Linked DNA regions of Homo sapiens: region 1 is linked to region 2. Evidence: chromatin contacts called from ENCODE Hi-C or POLR2A ChIA-PET data. All regions are on one chromosome and are shown on one strand. The core of a region is the stretch at or near the end of the contact, and the rest is flanking DNA. Distances in the headings are between cores, read along the strand shown.

The links. A loop is a pair of places that touch in the nucleus more often than their neighbours do. ChIA-PET counts read pairs that join two places held with the same protein, here RNA polymerase II (POLR2A). Pooled maps may share reads with other maps.
Region 1: a loop to region 2 is called in a pooled map, with 3 times the contacts of the local background. The contact joins two enhancer-like sites. A Hi-C loop is called at or near these places in 1 of 37 single-sample maps with no recorded cell type and 3 of 50 pooled maps. POLR2A ChIA-PET finds 5 or more read pairs at or near these places in 1 of 52 experiments (A673).

Annotation. Positions count from the first base shown.
Region 1 is chr1:236,488,281-236,492,622 of GRCh38, forward strand. No RefSeq gene overlaps it. Among named protein-coding and RNA genes, the nearest start is that of LGALS8, 34 kb to the right of the region's middle. Within about 2 kb of position 1,756, at least 2 of the 41 ENCODE cell types and tissues checked have a DNase peak (open chromatin) inside an H3K27ac peak, as active enhancers do.
Region 2 is chr1:235,997,546-236,001,722 of GRCh38, forward strand. The region is part of intron 12 of NID1 (nidogen 1); the gene reads right to left. Among named protein-coding and RNA genes, the nearest start is that of LINC02768, 27 kb to the left of the region's middle. RefSeq lists enhancers at 1,681-2,880, 1,782-1,831, 1,872-1,941, 3,907-4,177. Within about 2 kb of position 1,991, at least 13 of the 41 ENCODE cell types and tissues checked have a DNase peak (open chromatin) inside an H3K27ac peak, as active enhancers do.

The DNA of each region.
Region 1 (4,342 bases), core at 506-3,005, 490 kb after region 2:
TTTCCAGAGTCCTGATTGCTAGTCATGTCTAACACTGGATTTATTATCATCTCATTGCTAGCATGGCTAGGAAAGCTTTGAACATCCTTATCATTCTATTTTAATTCCTATTATAATTGCATGGGGAAGTTCCAGGGTGGAAAAATTTCCTTTTCTTTCTTTTTTTTTTTTTAATAGGAGAGTTGGCTGGGCACGGTGGCTCACGCCTGTGATCCCAACACTTTGGGAGGCCAAGGCGGGTGGATCACCTGAGGTCAGGAGTTCGAGACCAACCTGGCCAACATAGTGAAAACCTATCTCTACTAAAAATACAAAGTTAGCTGGGTATGGTGGTGCACACCTATAGTCCCAGCTACTGGGGAGGCTGAGACAGGAGAATCACTTGAATACGGGAGGCAGCAGTGAGCCAAGATCATGCCACTGCACTCCAACCTGGGAGAGACAGAGTGCCATCTCAAAAAAAACAAACAAAAGAGTTGATATAAATTTGCTGTTATAATTTGACTGTACTGTTTCTTGCACATGTTGACATCTGTAATGACTGGAGTTTATGAAAATTTTTGATGAGTAGGAGCATACCATTAACAGAGAGAAATTTAATCAAAAGATTTTTAAAGTTCCTTCAGAGTCCAGACTTTGACTAAGTGTAGTATGATTTATATCTATGTTGCATACAAAAATATCAAACAGTAATTCCCAACTGAAATACAAGTATCAATCAATTGTGTAACAATGCAAAATCATTTAATTTAAAGTTAATTTATAGCAAATGAGTACTGTAATAGCATAAGCATGCCGATACTTTACAAAGGAGAGAGTGGAAAGGTAGGATATTATAACTAATTGATCAAATCATTGTTAAAATTTAAGTTTATTAATACTTTTACTTCTGTCCGTAGGGATCCATGTTAAATTGGGTATATTATAAACTTAACTGCTAATGATGAGGTCCTTTTGCTATTAGAAATCTATTTTTTATTTTTCTTTATTATTTTTTGAGGCAGGGTCTTGCTCTGTTGCCCAGGCTGGAGTGCAGTGGTGAAATTATAGCTCACTGCAGCCTCAACCTCCTGGGCTCAAGGAATCCTCCTGCCTCAGCCTCCCAAGTAATGGAAACTGCAGTCGTATACAAGCACACCCAGCAATTTTTTTTTTTTTTTTTGGTAGAGATGGGGTTTAGCTATGCTGTCCAAGCTGGTCTCAAACTCCTGGCCTCAAGTGATCCTCCCACCTTAGCCTCCAAAGTGCTGGGATTACAGGCGGGAGCCACCATTCCCAGCCTAGAATGAAATATCTTTAGCTAAATTACAGGGCTGGATGTGGTGGCTCATGCCTGTAATCCCAGCACTTTGGGAGACTGAGGGCGGGAGGGTCACTTGAGATCAGGAGTTTGAGACCACCCTGGGCAACACAGTGAGAATTCTGTCTCTATTTTAAAAAGAGAAAAATCTAGGGTATATTCTCTTAAACAAAACTTTCATCTATAATGGTAGTTGATGAGGTCCTATGTAATATGCATTTCCTTGGTTGCAATAGCAAATTACTACACACACAGAAAGGAAAGCCACACTCCCCGACACATCTACACACAGGAGGACTCACACAGGAGGGAGACTCAAAGAAGGCACGTGACTTTTACATTGTTAGGGCTTACATGGTCCTGGGATTTCCCACCAGTACTCAAAAGATCAATTGTATGAACAAGTCACCTATTTTTACGGCACTAAATAATTATTATTCAACAACATGGAAAATATGTGGTAGCAGACCTGGATTTTCCTTAAGAGTTATTTTTATGTGGTACTGCCCCCTGCTGGAATATAACATCTATACACATCCTTTCTGGCTGGGCTGACATCCTAAAACCAGCCCAGGACCAGCCTTTTATTAATATTAATTCTTGGCCAGGCGCGGTGGCTCGCCTGTAATCCCAGTACTTTGGGAGTCCAGGGCGGGCGGATCACGAGGTCAGGAGTTCAAGACCAGCCTGGCCAACATGGTGAAACTCCGGCTCTACTAAAAATACAAAACTTAGCTGGGCATAGTGGCACATTCCTGTAATCCCAGTTACTCGAGAGGCTGAGGCAGGAGAATTGCCTGAACCGGGACCCGGGAGGTGGAGGTTGCGGTGAGCCGAAATCGTGCCACTGCACTCCAGCCTGGGCTACAGAGCGAGACTCCGTCTCAAAAATAAATAAATAAAAATTAAAATTAAAAAATAATTCTTGGTTGTATGCTAAAAGCCTTGCAAGTAGCCCCACTGGAAGATAGGAAGAGTGGGGCTGTTTTACAAATGAGCACATATAAGCAGAACGAGGCCGCCATAATTGAAATGAAGGTCCCCGTCCCGTGGATGTGTTCATCGCTACTTCACCCTGTCATTCGGATCCAATGTGTGACCAGCCAGCTCCAATAACAGTTCCATACTCTGGGAATTATTTTTAACACTCGGCAGGATGCTTTCTTCCTGTAGTTTTAGGCTTAGCCCTTTGTGCACTTTTGGTCTCTTTCCCTTTCAATTTAGCATCCAAGGAAGCGGCTGTGACCAAAGGTAGCTGTCATGTTAAAGGACAAAGTTCATAGTTACAGCAAATATTGACCCAGAGCACTATCCTTGCCCCTTCCTCTATAATGTGCAATGCAAAAATATGTTCTTTTAAGTACAATATTAATAAGTAAGGTCTAGGAGATTTTCTTCCCCCTTCCTTTCTCTTTTAGATGAGTAAATGTTTTATCTAGTTTTGAGGAGACTATCCTTCTTATCACATCTCTTTCCACTTCTGCTCTCCTTGTTTTATAATTTTCCTCTCCTTTGGGTCCGTGTCATTATTTCGTGTCGCTTGTTTTCGAGCCATGCACTCATTTATCAAATCAGATTTCCTCCGTATGCCGACGGCCTTCCTCTCCCTGCCACGGGCTTCCTTTTTCCCTGACTATGCAGAAGCAATTTGTTCGCTTGTGTTTCTTTTTTTTTTTGAGACAGAGTCTCGCTCTGTCACCCAGGCTGGAGTGCAGTGGCGACATCTCGGCTCACTGCAACCTCCGCCTGTCAGGTTCAAGCAATTCTCATGCGTCAGCCTCCAGAGTAGCTGGGATTACAGGTGTTTGCCACCAAGGCTGGCTAATTTTTAGTAGAGACGGGGTTTCACCATGTTGGCCAGGCTTGTCTCGAACTCCCAACATCAGTTGATCCACCCATCTCGGCCTTCCAAAATGCTGGGATTATAGGCATGAACCACCGCATCTGGCCTTGTCTTTCATCCTTAATGACACTTTAGTCCTAATAATGCTAAAATCATTTTCTACTCTTTGAATTGAAACACAGCTTATCTACATGAGCCCAAGGCAGTAGCAACATTCACCTCCATTTCTTCTCTGATCTCTACCTTCTGAACCCTGTGGACTTGGTTGTAAATGGATGAGGGCAAGTCTTGCTTCCTTCCCCTGTGTTTACAGAGGATCGTGGCTGAGATGCTGGGCCACACTCTGGGCCTGCTGGCACCCCTGGGCCGGTGGCTGCTGCCCCTCAGGGTGCTCACCACCTAGACCAGAAGAACCAAGGTGAGGGAGAGCCTGTTTTCTTTCTTCCTGTGGCTGCGGGGGCTGTGAGGCATGGGTCTAGTGGCTGTGTTTAGCTGGGGATGCCTCCTAGAAATCAGCTCCACCGTTGAAGAGATCAAAGCAATGCACAGTGCCACTTGAAATGAAACGATTGAGCTTATCAGCGCTTTTGCAAATGTACAAGAGGGTAGCTCCCCCGGACATCCTGAACTGAGCCATGCTCTTCTATTTTGTGTAACAGCCCAGTGACCCCTGAATCTTCCCCTGAGGCAGGTCCCCGAAGCTTCATGGAGGATGTTCCTCAGCTGACCAAGGTGAGGCTCTTGAGCTCCTAAATCTTTGTGATACTGTTTATACATCTTTGTGCTGTACTTTTTAAGCTGACTTCGTGTTATCACCTGTATGATTTTATGTTTTGCTTCTAAATAAGTACAGATTATTTTAAACTCTAATAATGGGTGCTACAAAATTAAAGATTATGTCAATCACTGTCTCTGATGAGTTATTTTATGTAGATTTCAACACAATCATTGATTCATGTGTACTCTTGGTCAGTCATCAGTCATCTGAGTACCTAGTGGGTTTCCAAAATGGGTCCTGGATGCTGGGGATGCAAAGATAAGCAACACATTTCTATCCTCAACAGCCTGTAGATGAGGGAGAATCACTGCGGACAATCAGGGAAGTTACCGGAGAGAGCAGTGCACATGTGGTCTAGAAACTGGTGGAACAAAGTTGAGAATCACTGAACTAGGAGGAAAGACAGGTCACTGACAATCCA
Region 2 (4,177 bases), core at 741-3,240:
TATATATTTCTCAGAATTTTGCACCTGGGAATGTTTTTGACTCTCAGTTCCATTACTTTTTTTTTTTTTTTTTTTTTAAATTAGAGTCTCACTCTGTCTTGCACAGGCTGGAGTGAAGTGGCCTGATCTCAGCTCACTGCAACCTCTGCCTCCTGGGTTCAAGCAGTTCTCCTGTCTCAGCCTCCTGAGTAGCTGAGACTACAGGTGCCCACCACCATGTCTGGCTAATTTTGAATTTTTTTGGTAGAGACGGGGTTTCACTATGTTGGCCAGGCTGGTCTCGAACTCCTGACCTCAGGTGATCCACCCACCTCGGCCTCCCAAAGTGCTGGGATTACAGGTATGAGCCACCATGCCTGGCCTCAGTTCCATTACTTCTGGTGTCACCTTGTACATGTCAATGATACAGATTAAGCTGTGCCTCCTGCAGCAGTGGAACAGGGATGGCAGTAATAACAGATCTCACAGGACTGTTTGAGGAGTCAGTGGGAGGTGACGAGACAAGGCACACAGAGACATTTCGAGCTCTGCACCCAGATGTTCATTTGCGACTGGATCCTCGCAAAGCAGACACAGTGACATTCCATAAGTGTGTTGCCAGTGAATATTTGAAGTACCTTTGTCTGTGTTGCCAGTTCTCATGTTGGTTTGCTTAACGTGGTTGCTCCCTTGGTGAGAAGCAGTTAGCATGCCAGAAAAGTATTTGTTGAACCCAGCAAGACAAAACCATGCATGCTTTTCTTTTGTCCCAGAGGCTAATTAATATAAAAAACAAAACAAAACATTTGAAGTAGGAAGCACCAAACAAAGATACAAGCAAGCCATCTGGTTAGAATAAAAAATGTCTGGCTGGGCACGTTGGTTCACGCCTGTAATCCCAGCACTTTGGGAGGCCGAGGTGGGTGGATCACCTGAGGTCAGGAGTTTGAGACCAGCCTGGCCAACATGGAGAAACCCCGTCTGTACTAAAAGTACAAAAACTAGCTGGGTGTGGTGGCGGGTGCCTGTAATCCCAGCTACTCGGGAGGCTGAGGCTGGAGAATCATTTGAACCCAGGAGGCAGAGGTTGCAGTGAGCCAAGATTGTGACATTGCACTCCAGCCTGGACGACAAGAGCAAAACTCTGTCTCAAAAAAAAAAAATCTGGTTTTGTTCACTCTTGAATGTAAAACGTGTTTACTTCCACAAAATTTTACGTTGGCATAGGGTTTTAGAGTTTTCATATAAGCTGTTTCCATTCACAGATATGTTTCATTTGATTCTCATTGCAATCCTATGTGATAAGCAACTGCAGTTTTTACACCAAATGAGAAAACTGAAACTCAGAGAAGTTGAGACTCCTTCAGGCCACAGCACTGGTTGGTGGCTCAGAGACTCCTTCAGGCCACAGCACTGGTTGGTGGCTCAGTTCTAACGAGAACCTAGGTCTCTGGGTTTGTGGTCTAGCCCCGCCCTTCTGGTCTGGCATCTGGCGTCCACATTGCCAGTGCTTAGACGGCTCCCTCACATTGAACCTGTTACGACAACAGCGATGTACACACAGTACCTTAGCTCATTCACCAAAATTACCTGTGCATCCAGAGCCCCATTTTCCTACCAATCACATCTGCATGTGGTGGTGCTTTTCCAGTTAGAAAACAAAACTGGTGTCCTGTGTGCTGTCAACCAAACAAAACTTTTCATGCAGTAAGCGTTGTTCCATTTTATGTGGCCGACAGAGTTGTGTTAACAAAGTATTTGGTCAGCATAGAAAATCTCAAGGGCTCTAGAATTTACAGTGGAACTTTGAAGTACTGTATCTTGAACTTGTAAAAAGGAGGGGGAACCTCAACTGTACTCAGGAAATAGAATCTCAAGTGAGTTTATAAAAAGCTGTGATCTCGGTGGACTTTCTGGGCCAGCAGACAGTGGGAGCAGCCCAGGGGCTCTAGGGAGAGTCCCCTGCTGAGTGTCCCTGGCCCCCATGGGAAACTTTCCATTAAAGGCCTGGTGGATGGGGTGGGGGTAGTGGGGATGCTAAAGACGCATTTCCTGAGCTTGTTTCTGGTTGATACATTGATGACTCAGACAAGCGTCTTCTTACTCATCTAGTTCGAGCTGCTAGGGAAGAAAGCATTCAAGACCTGATACTTATCTGAGGAGTGGCAGGAAGTCTGGGGTGACTTTTCTCAAGGTGGGGGGACAAAGAGAATGAGAGGAAAATGAAACAGAGTGTAAACCAAAAATAAAATTCCAAGTCCGCCTACCATCGGAATGGACCCCTCCTCTCAGCCGAGGGCATTCCAAAGTCAACCTATGAAACTACTTCAGGCCATGAGAGGAAGGGGAGGGTTGGCCACGTCTCATTACCATTAACATCAACATGGACCTTAAGACTGAAAGAACAGGCCGGGCCCTGTGGCTCTCGCCTGTAATCCCAGCGCTTTGGGAGGCTGAGGCGGGTGGATCACTTGAGGTCAGGAGTTTGAGACCAGCCTGGCCAATGTGGTGAGACCCCATCTCTACTAAAAATACAAAAATTAGCTGGGCGTGGTGATGGGCGCCTGTAATCCTAGCTATTTGGGAGGCTGAGGCACGAGAATCTCTTGAACCCAGGGAGTGGAGGTTGCAGTGAGCTGAGATTGCGCCACTGCACTCCAGCCTGGGTGACAGAGCGAGACTCTATCTCAATTAAAACAACAACAACAACAACAGCAACAACAAAACCTGGCAGAACAGACTCTTTAAGTCTGATAAGAAACATCTACAATCTGTTCTCTCTGAAGCCGCCTACCTGGAGGCTTCATCTGCATGACTAAACCTTGGTCTCCACAAGCCCTTATCATAACCCAGACATTCCTTTCTATTGGTTCCAGGTTTTTAGATAATAACTCAACCAATTGACAATCAGAAAATCTTTGAATCTGCCTATGACCTGGAAGCTCTCCCTCCTACACTTGGCTCCCAGTTGTCCCACCTTTCTGGACCAAACCAACATACATCTTACCTGTATTGATTGATGTCTTATGTCTCCCTAAGATCTATAAAACCAAGCTGTAGCCTGACCACCTTGGGCATACGACATCAGGACCTCCTGAGGCTGTGTCACAGGCATCTCCTTAACTTGGGCAAAATAAATTGTTAAATTGATTGAGACCTGTCTCAGATACTTTTTGGTTTACAAGAAGGAGAACTAAGAAGAAAGTACATTCTTGACCTTGGATTTGCATTCCATTCCCTTGCTTGATTAAATTGGTTTCTCTGTGTTCATTCAAATAAATGACAATTGTAGCCTCTCATATACTCAATAGAGTGGAGAGAGGGGAGGTGCTCACAGATGTCAAGACTCTCTGGAAAGAGACGACATGCAACCGTGGGAGAACCCATGGGCTACTCAGAATGGAACTTGTTTGGGAAGGTGCTATTTATTCAGCATCTTCCTGCACAGAGTCCACGCCCCACTACAGAGGCAGCTACTCCCAGGGCCTACACGGGTTCTGAGCATGCACCTCTGGGACACACATCTCTGGACAAGGTCACTCAGGTGCAGTGAACAGTCCCTGGTCTCTGCTGGCTTTGAGATTTTTTTTTTTTTTTTTTGGAGACAGAATATCACTGTCGCCCGGCCTGGAGTGAAGTGGTGCAATCTCAGCTTACCGCAACCTCTGCCTCCCGGGTTCAAGCGATTCTCCTGCCTCAGTCTCCCAAGTAGCTGGGATTACAGGCGCCTGCCACTGCGCCCAGCTAATTTTCTGTATTTTTAGTAGAGACGGGGTTTCATGATGTTGGCCAGGCTGGTCTCGAACTCCTGACCTCGTGATTCACCCGCCTCGGCCTCCCAAAGTGCTGGGATTACAGGCTTGAGCCACCACGCCCAGCCTGGCTTTGAGATTTTGCTGGCTTATAGCCCCATCTCATTCACTGCCAAATAGACACTTGTTAGTCCAAGCAAGACTGCCAAATTTCCAAGAAGGAGAATTTACAAGTCAAGGGGGCAATGTCCATCTGACATGGTCTTCATCCTCATGTTCCTAGGGGCCACTAAGAACAACACTACTAATAATAGTGATAGCAACAGCAATAACGGTGATAACAGCTTTCTTTACTTATGAACTCTCTTCATGTCCCTTCCCAACATTTACCCCCATTCTCACAGGGCTAGAGAGGAAGACGAATGGCCAGGGAGGGGCACTGAACT